Regions from separate parts of the Homo sapiens genome. Here region 1 is linked to region 2. A link is an interaction called in ENCODE POLR2A ChIA-PET data of the cell type or tissue named here. Cell type or tissue: OCI-LY7. All regions are shown on one strand. Region 1 holds the start of LOC124904427 (a long non-coding RNA gene). Region 2 overlaps KCNN3 (potassium calcium-activated channel subfamily N member 3).

Region 1 (5,000 bases), 240 kb before region 2:
GGCCAACATGGTGAAACCCTGTCTTACTAAAAATACAAAAATTAGCCAGGCATGGTGGCATGCTCCTGTAATCCCAGCTACTCGGGAGGCTGAGGAGGGAGACTCACTTGAACCCGGGAGGTAGAGTTTGCAGTGAGCTGAGATCGCATCATTGCACTCCAGCCTGCGCGATGGAGTGAGACTCTGTCTCAAAAAAAAAAAAAAAAAAAAATTAGCCAGGCATGGTGGTGCACATCTGTGATCCCAGCTACTCGGGATAAAATTGAAAAATAATAAAATAAAATGAGAAGCTATAATTAATAAAGTGAGTTTTTTTTTTTTTGAGATACAGTTTCGCTGTCGTCCAGGCTGGGGTGCAATGGTGGATATTGGCTCACTGCAACCTCCACCACCTGGGTTTGAGAGATTGTCCTGCCTCAGCCTCCCAAGTAGCTGGGATCACAGATGTGCACCATCATGCTGGTCTAATTTTTGTATTTTTAGTAGAGACGGGGTTTCACCATGTTGGCCAGGCTGGTCTCGAACTCCTGACCTCACATGATCCACCTGCCTCGGCCTCCCAAAGTGCTGGGATTACAGGCATGAGCCACTGCACCCGGCCTAAAGTGAGATCTTCACCTCTTTGCAGTTCTAGAATTTAATGAAGTGTACAGCAGAGAGATTATGGATTTTGAGATTTCCCCTCCACTACCACCCCCAAGTCTGCATATCATATCTGGCAGAATAGCAAACATCTAAAATAGCAAAAAGTTCCCCTGCTTCTCAAGCAGCTGTACCAATAGGAAACCTTCAGCAAGGGAGCAAGTCCAAGCTCCTGGGTACTGGGCCCTTACTAATAATAGCTAGACACTTCGAATTCTGACACCTCGGGCAAGGTAGATATAATTATCTTCATTTTGTAGATAAGCCCAAGTAGGAGTGGAGAGGTTAAATAACTCATTCAATGTCAAACAGCTGCAAAGTGGCAGACCTGACTCCAAAGTTCATGTCCCCTTTCCACTCTATTTCCCTTTTTCCCATATAGCAAGCACTAACTGTTTGTAAATAACGACCAAGATATTTCAAGAGATCTTTAAAAGGATGGGAACAAGGCTTCTCTGGTGGAGAAAGAAGTTGGCATCACAACTGCTGACAGTTTGACGCCCCTGCCTTCTCTGCCCCCAATGACCCGCTCTAGCAATCCTGCCTCCCTCTCTAGCAACAAGACACTGTGTAGGCCTCTGTTTGCAAGTCTCCTCCCGTGGCAGCCTAGACTCTGCTCCCTCCGCTAATTGCATACTTGGGCTCCTCCACACAACATTCAAAATCCAATGACAGGTATCCCTTTTTGGAAGGCAAGTTTCCCAAACTCTGATACCAACACGAAACACCTGGGGCCGGATTACCCTCTAGTGGGGCCCCCAAATCAAGCTAAACAGAGAAGGAAGAGGAGGTGACGCAACTAGGCCTCCTGCACCAGGCCAGACAGGCTGAGCGCGGCGGCCGTGACCCCGCAGTGAGCTTTCCACAGTGGCCTCCTACGCCTTCCCTGTGGAAGGCACGCCAGGGCGGCGATGTTATCTCTGGGATAAAGGGCCGGTCCTAACGCAGTTTGTGGTAGAAGGCGCAGCAAAAGCGCCTACCGCGGCGAGTCCCAGGCAGCTCACTCTCCAGTCACTCTCCGAGGCGGGGGAGCCGGCGAGAGGGAAACAAGGGCCTTTGGTACCCAGCTGTTGGGCCTTTGGTACCCAGCTGCTGGGCTCCGGCTGGCACGAGCGCCGGAGCATCCGTGCGCAGCCTCTGCCGCCCACACTCGCGCACACACGGGCGCGCACACACGCACAAAAGTACACCGGCCCGGGCGTCCGCCTCCTGGAAGGCTGCCGAGACCGGCCACTGTGCCCCTACCAGCTGCGTCCCCACCCAGCCCTGCGGCCACCCTCAGTGCCCTGCCGGGGCGCCCCCACGCTTCCTCTAACATCAACGCCAGAGACTGGAGAGGCCGCATGGGCCGCGCGTTCCAGCCCAGGCAGGTGTAGCCGAGAAGGACAGAGGCTCTTACCGGGTCTTGCACTTCCTCGGGACACGGCCGGACACCCGGAGACTGCCAGTGCGGCCGCGACCCTCCCCCCACCCTCCCCCACCACGTAGCCTTCTCTACCTTCAGTCGGGAATCAATGGTCTGGTCGCAGATTGGTGACATCATTGGCGCGCCGGGCGTGGGAGGAAGAACCACGTGATTCAACCTCTTTTGTTTGCGCTCTAGGAAATTAAGGTTTTTGTTGCTACGTCTTCCTTGGTTTTTTACGTTGTGTTAATGCCGCTGTTTTGGGTACAGTGGGGAGTAGGTACATGGGTTTAGGATGCTGCATTTTTGCCCATGGCCTTGATTGAACTCCTTAGTCATTTATAACGTGGTTGGGCCGGAAGGCCTGAGAAGATACGTAGGTACAATCCTCTTTTAAAAAGACCACAGAATTAGCCAATAATACATTATAACCAGTAGTCTTTGAATGGCCCGTTTAAATTAAATTAAACGAATTCATTTTTAAAATAATATAATGAACACCTTCTTTAACTTGACATGCTAACCAAGAACTAAAATATTATCAATTAACTTTCATCAGCTTGTAAGTGGTCCCCATCTTGTGCCACTGCCTCTCCATCAGAAGTAACTCCCATCCTGAATTTGTGTTTACACAACTATTATATTGCTTTAATTTCTTTTCACATTTATATATATTACTAAGCAATGTATTTTTACTTTTCTTAGTTTTGTGTGTATTTCCAAACTCTCATCTAGAGGCCTGGGCCTGGTACATTTTTCTTTACTCATCTTTATTGACCGAAGTTACATTTTGTTCATTTTCACTGCTACATAAAAATCCATTATGTACCATAATTTATCCATTCTCCAGCTGCCAAGTCTTTGTGCAATTTCCAGTCTTTTGCTCTTTCCAACAGTGTTGGAAATCAGCATTGCTTTCTGGTGCCCCTGTGCAAAAATGTCTCTTGGGTGTATTTACCTAGGAATAAAATTGATAGGACTTTGGAATGCCAGTATTCCACTTTATATGATAGTACCAAATTTTTATCCAAAGTGGTTGTACCAGTTTATACTCCTACCAGCATCCACATCTTCTCTAACACCTCAGATTTCTTGGCTTTTGCTAATGCATGGTCTCAAACTGCCCTTATTGAGGTTAAGCATCTCTTTTAAATATGTATTGTCCATCTGTAGTTTCTCTTCTGTGAAATGTCAGTGTAGGGCATTTGAGGGATTTTTAGGGCTGAGCAAGAAAAAATATATGACCAGGAGGTGACAGTAGCACACTCAAGCTTTATTTGTGTGAGCTTTGACAGGTTTGTATTTAGGGGAAGTCCTTGGCAGCATGAGAAGATCCAGAGATTGGGGGTGGAGAGGAACCATCCAAAAGGGGAAAAGAGAAGGAAACTTCCAGAAGAGAGTGGCCTTACCATGTCCAGGTGATGTTGTTCAGCGGCCTGTGGGAAGTCTCTGTTTCAGAAAGCTCCCAAGGGCAGCAGCAAATTGGAGTCTTCATAAACCACAGATTTATCTTATCTATGACTAACAGATGTTGGGCACAGTTTCATGAGGTATACAAAGCAGGCAAGCAGCTCTAAATGCCTAAAAATCTGCTTAGTTGTGTTATATTTAAAATGCCTGGATGTATAAACATTTGAGTTAGGTGCTGAAAGGCTTTTGAGATAATAGATACCAGCTTGCTGTGAAGAAATAAACAACTCAGGGACCCAGATACAGAGGCCATCTTTGGCTCTTTATATAACAGTCAGTTTGAGTCTTTTATTATTGTTTTAGTGGATTGTTTGCTACATTATTCACAAACTTAGGGCACTGATTCTTCATCAGTTATATGTGTTGCAAATTTATCCTTCCATATGTATCCTTTCATTTTCTATTTTGGTAGATGTTCTTAACTTTGAATTTATTAATATTTATCCTGTTTTTCTTTTCCCCGTACCCTAATATTTATTCACTTACTCTTACTCCTAAAAATCTTTAAATCCTTATTCTCTCTGGAATTTACTTTTGTATATGGTGTGAGGTAGGGATCCCATTTTACTTTTTACATACAAATGACCTTTATTTTTCCCCAGGTTTGTTTATTGACTAGCCCCACCTTTCCCAACTTTCCCACCTTTCCCAACTTTGTTATATATCAACATTCCAGTTACTTATGGGTCTATTTCTGATCTATCTATTCTCTTCCACTGGAAAATTTGTCTATCTTGATGTCAACACCACATTATTTAATTACCACAGCTTTATAAAAAGTCTTGATATTTAGTAGTGCAAAATCTCCCTTTTATTCTTCATCCATCTTCTTTTTTTGGGCTATGCTTGGTCTTTAGTTTTCCCATATTTTAAGGCAAGCATCTCAAGTTGCACACACAAACAAGTTGCACACACACACACGCAGCAGTAACAACAACAAAAACCTGTTGGCATTGCATTGAATAATAAATAACTAATATATAAATTTGGAGAGAATTGACATTTTATGATTCTGAGTCTTCCATAAGCAAGGGATAACTTTCTTTTTATTAGGTCTTCATTAATGCTTTAATTTGGATTTATTATTCTCTTTGTCCAGATCTTGCACATCTTTTGGGGATTTTATTCCTAGATTCTTTGTAGTTTTTGTTGCTATTATAAGTGATGTCCTTTAAAAATATGCTTTCTAATTTTTTGATGATCATATAGAAATAAATTTGATTTTTGTACATTGATATTGTATCCAGCCACAATGCTAAACTCTTGTTTGTAGTAATTTATTTATTGATTCTTTTGGATTTTGTATGTAAACAATCATTATCTGAAAATAATGCCAGTTTCCCCCTTTCCTACGCCCAACCCTTATTGCTTTTTATCTATCTTAAAGTGTTACACTGGTTTGGCCAGGCTCAGTGGCTCATGCCTGTAATCCCAGCACTTTGGGAGGCCAAGGCGGGCAGATCATGAGGTCAGGAGATTGAGA
Region 2 (5,000 bases):
GCAACCTGAAGCTGCCCTCATGCCTGCTCTATTCCCTACACACTCTGCCCCCTCTCCCCGGGCTTCTCACACTCAGAATTGAGCCCCTGCCCGAGCCCCTCCCATCATGGCTTGTCTAGTCCTTCAGGGACCCCCCAACCTCCTACAGGGAATCCACCCAGCATCCCCAGTCTGAGTCACTGTCTCCTTCCTCAGTCCTCCCAAGCACCAACACCATAAACCACCGTCCGCCTGGGATGGATGCCATCTGGGTGCTGTCTGACACCCCTAAGAACAGGACTCTCCGGACTGTGGCTGCTCATCCTCGTGATGAAACATGATCTGGAATCAGATTGCGAAGCCTCGGCACAGGAAGGGAGTTCAGCTCCTGTTTTTAGGCCAGAGAAACGAGGCCCAGAGAGGGGAAGGGACTCGACAAAGATCACACAACAAGCTGGAAGCAAGAGGCAGAAGCACCTCCTGAGGGGCTCAAAGCAGAGACGGGCCTTTTCTCGGCACTCACTGCCCATGACAGAGCTCAACAGAGGCATGAGGCACAGACAGGGACGCAGGAAAATGGGACTCAAGAATGAAAAAGAAACTTCTAGAACCAGGAATGGAGAAGCCCTTCGAGGTCCCTCACTCAAATCCCCAGCAGAAGTTTGTGGTGGGGTTTGGAATAGGGAAATCAGAAGTGTACTGAGACCTGAGCTCTCATTCTAGAACCCTCTCTTTCCTGAGATGGGCACCTGGAGTGAGGCACTCAACCCTGGGAACCCCTGTGCAGCCGAGTTTTCTCATCCCTGAGATAGTTGGTCATCATGAGCCCTGGGCCAGCCACCGTGAGGGTCATGAGGGACCCAGGGGTGAAAATGCCTTGTAAGATGTAAGATGCTGAGCTCATGTGACTGTCCCCCGATAAACAGCCACACAGCCAGTGCTGGAGGAGAAAGGCAGCCTAAGAGAAGAGCAAGGTGGAGGTGAGGGGTGAGAGAGTTATGTATGGACATGTCCAGTCAGGTCTAGGGGTCCTGCTGGCCCTCCAGGGGTGGAAGGTGGGGGTGCTAGGGGCTGTGGAAGGAGCTTTTGCAGGAAGGGCTTTCATTTTCCCTGTATTCTCCACACCTACCCTCCTCACAACCTGCCCGGTATCACCCTGAGGGCAGCAGCACCAGACCCCAGAGAGGAGGCATCAAGAACTGACCTTGGGCCAGTCCACAATCTCACCCTGATCCCAGGCCAACCTGGGGTGCCCACACTTGCCCTGGCCACCCCTCCAGCACTGTCTTCTCCAGGACCTGCGCCAGCATCTCCCGCCCTCCATCAAGCCCTTCCTGCCCAGCTCGTGGTAAAGTTCCTCCTGTTCCAACATTTTGCATCACGGGTCTCAGTGCCATAAACTCAATTTTTCTCTTTTAAGGATATGGGCAGCAGCAGGCAAGGGAAAGGGCATGAACTTGGGAGCTAAACGGGCTTGGGTTCTTATCTCAGTGCCACCACCGCTGGCAGTGTCAGTGTGGCCCGGTGACTTCATCTACACAGGGGGCGGTGAGCACGACCTGCTCCTTGTACTCCCGGGTGTAATGTAAAGCCAGCCCAGCACTCAGCAAATGGTCCTTGCCTTCCCCTCTCCTGTCACTCAGCAACATCCCGGCCAGCCCAGCGAAGTGCTGGGTGACCAGAAAGTAGCGTGGTCCCTGCCCCCAGCTGCTCCTCCCCTCCTTTCCCTCAGATCCCAGCTGAGCTCCTGGGGGTGGAATGACAGGGTCGGGGGAGGGGGCACTTAAAAACCCATTCGCCTCCTCCGGACTTTCCTCACCCGAAGAAAAGGCACTAGAATTTTCCTCCCTACAGCTCCTGGGAAAAGCACAGTCTCAGAATTCCCCACCCTCATTATTTAAAGAGGAATAGGTGCCTTGCTTTCTTGCTCTCCTTTTGGGGTTTTGAAAGAAAGAGAAGAAAAAGAACTACAAATGAATGTGCTGGCCTGCCTGTCACTGAGCTGAGTAAAGTGGTATTTCATCAATATACAGCCGCCCCTCACAACCCCCGCACACACTCATTTTCTCCCCCAAATGTGCTTCACAAATAACTGCAACAGAGCTGAAGCGCTCTATTCTGATCTTACATTTCCATCCAGGCCCCAGATTCTCTACAGAGGTTACTCAAATTTCTTTTCATTTTGACTTTCTTTACCTTATATTTTTTTAAAGCAGATCTTTTGACCATGGCCTTACAAATCCCTCTTCCTAAAAGCACAATAAGAGAAATACGAGGCATCAGCCGCCTTTCTACTTAGGCTGTGCAGGAGATAAGTGCCCCAGCCAGGATGCCCCTGGCGGAGCACCTGGGTAATGCCGCCTGTGGGGAAGGGAAGTCCGGATGTGTGATGAAGTCTTTCCCCAGGACAGTTATAAATAGTGTGATGACACGCAAAGGAGAAGCATATATAAAAAGTTAGCTGTCCCCCTGTGGGTTACAGATGTTTGACTCATTTACAGACTGTCCACAAAGATTATAAATAAAGTCACCACCACCCTGGGGCGGGTGGCGGAGAAGGCCATTTTCACGCTGTCAAAAGGCCATTTTCACGCTTGCCCTCCTGTGGGCCGACACACTCAGTGTGACCTGTGAAGACAAAATGTGTGCCTAGGGCCCTCGGCAGTGGGCTCGCAGGCTCTCAGCCAGTCTCCTGCCTTCTGCATCCTGGTCCTGCAGGTCACCCCACAGGGAGGGTCCATGGAAAGGGCTGGAAAGGGTCTATCCTACTCCTACTTTTCCACCATGGCCTGAAACACAGGCACCAGTACCCAGAGGCATCTTCTCAAAAATACCAGGACACTGTGACAGCCAACAACCTATCCCAAAGCAGCACCTGGGTCCAAACAGAAGGTGCAGAGCCACTTGGCTAGCCAAGCCTGCACTGCTGCTCTGCCCTTCTGCAGACAAGGCTTCCGTGACCAGGGAGAGCAGAGGATCAGAACTGGTTCCAGTGATACTACTCAATCATTTGGTCTAGAGGCTGGGGATGGACTCAGGGACCTCTGTGAGGTCTGCAAAGAGACAGACAAGTTGGCCTTGGCCATTCTGTTTAAAGAGTGAATGGCCAGACGACCAGGCTCCCCTGGGCATACGGAGAAGCGGCCTCCCATGAGGTTGTCTGAAGAAAGAGTAACTAGAAGTGGGAAAAGAAGACACTGTGGGAGCAGACAGGGCAGCCTGGATAAGCATCTTCACACCAACTCCTCTCTGCCACCTGGGTTACCCCAGCAACGAGGCCAGGCAGGGGCCACAGAGAGGAGCAGAGGGGCAGGAAATCAGTGGGGCAGGCGAGACAGGAGCATGGTGGGGGAGTGGGCAGAGGACTGGTTCTGCCTGGGAGGAGAGATGCAGACCAGTTTCAAGGCCGGGCATGGGGAAGTGGCTTGAGGTTGTACAGATTGGTGGAAAAGAAGAGCCATGCTGCCACACCAGCACTCTCCAGCCTCCCCTGAGAAGATCCCACAGCCCAACGCCTGAGATCCCGAGAAACAAGGCCCCTGGGTGCCTTGCCAGCCACACAGAGGTACCAGCTCAGCCACCAACATGATGGCAGGGTCAGGGTGGTGAAGTCACAGCCTGGGGAAAGGGGAGGGCAGCCAGGCCTTTCCCTTCCCTAATTCTTTCTGAACCCAGGGAAGAGAGCATACAGGTAATTTAATGCAATGGAGTGGGTGTGCCCCAAACCAGCTCTAAAAGAAAATAAAGAACACTAAGAAGGACTCCCCAGGTCCTTGCTGGTCTACCCAGGTGGCACCGATCAGTACAGATGATGTGATTAAGATTCTCAACAGAATCTCTAGACCAGGCCTCGTCACAATGTCTAAGACTTCAGAGAGTAAACCTGCCTATTAAAAAAAAAAAAAGGACTCCTCATTTGGTTCAAGGGTCACCTGGTACCTTTAGGAGCCCACTGGGGCCATCTCAGGCATCTCTGCCGTTTGATCTCATGTCCCAGGCATAATAATGAGAAGCTCTCCTCTTATCTGAGCTCACCCAGGAATCAAGCCCCACCTCCCTGCTCCAGGCTGATGCCTCCTAGCAGAGCTTACTTCCATCATCAGCACCTACAGGCCTGTGAGGCAGGAGCTGGGGATGTTCTGTCCCGGTTGCTCAACCCCCTCACATTGGCTCCCATTTGCATTAACTGAACATGCTCAGGGCACATGCCACCCTCCTTTTCAAAAGACCCAGGCCTGCATGACAAGTTACTTCCCCAGCAGCAGCCACCCGCCAAACATAGGTGAACAGCAAGGCCACAACCCCACGGAAAAAAAAGCAGAGAACTTCAGAAAGCAGCAGCTCAGGCACAAGGTTAGTTAATCTTCAATCACCTGGGGAAAAAAAAAGTTTGTCACCTCCCAAGGGCCTTTGAGTGGGAGCTGCCACTGGATGGGCAGAATTACCTAATCTGCCTGGTACCCCTGAGGTTGCCTTGTCCATCCGCCTGCCTCCAGACTGGTCAGCAGGGCCAACCAGGCACACAAAGCTCTCCAGCAAAAGAGTGTCACCCATCCCTCCCCAGGGTCCACTGAATGTCCCTGAGCTCTCCTGGGCTGTGACTAACCCAGACCATGGAGGAGTAGAGACCACTTCCTCCATGAAACTGGGACACAGATATTCACCTCCCCCCAAGAATAAACCATGCTTAAAGGTGGTCTCTAGTCAGACCCAGTCCCTTCTCAGGACTTCTTCCCTCCCAGATACAACTTCTCACTCCGTTGACAAGTCTTAGATCCCAATCTGTTAAAGCTCCAACTAATTTTACAGCCAGAGTTAGATAACAGGAAAAAGATATCTCCTTTCCTCTCATCATTGTCATCATCAGTAACAATCACAATAGGTCCCATTTGTTGAGCAGGCAGATACGTGCCTTACACGTCTCTAATTTAATTCTCCCTACTCGACAGCTGGGGAAACAGGCTCGCTAAAGCTCCATGACTTATCCAAGATCACACAAATAGTAGTGGCAGAGCTGGGAT

The links. ChIA-PET counts read pairs that join two places held together with the same protein. Peaks named below come from ENCODE experiments on the same cell type or tissue, not always from the same donor. Only the 100,000 strongest peaks of a DNase experiment are listed, where the experiment ranks them.
Region 1: POLR2A ChIA-PET joins it to region 2 with 18 read pairs; 3 of 35 experiments call an interaction of 5 or more read pairs at or near these places.

What each region holds. Positions count from the first base shown.
Region 1 is chr1:154,625,814-154,630,813 of GRCh38, forward strand. LOC124904427 (a long non-coding RNA gene) reads left to right here and starts at 2,143. Exons shown (of 2, transcript XR_007066635.1): 1 at 2,143-2,254. It also overlaps a transcript of ADAR not described here. RefSeq lists an enhancer at 1,270-2,055. In OCI-LY7, a CTCF peak has its summit at 1,776; DNase peaks (open chromatin) are centred at 1,348 and 2,188; H3K4me3 peaks cover 2,417 bases; H3K27ac peaks cover 1,287 bases.
Region 2 is chr1:154,861,482-154,866,481 of GRCh38, forward strand. All of the region lies in intron 1 of KCNN3 (potassium calcium-activated channel subfamily N member 3), which reads right to left. Among named protein-coding and RNA genes, the nearest start is that of KCNN3, 6.3 kb to the right of the region's middle. RefSeq lists enhancers at 590-1,265, 1,266-1,939, 2,389-2,478, 3,006-3,895, 4,287-4,356. In OCI-LY7, a CTCF peak has its summit at 2,313; DNase peaks (open chromatin) are centred at 2,310, 2,910, 3,290, 4,200 and 1 weaker place; H3K4me3 peaks cover 4,668 bases; H3K27ac peaks cover 5,000 bases.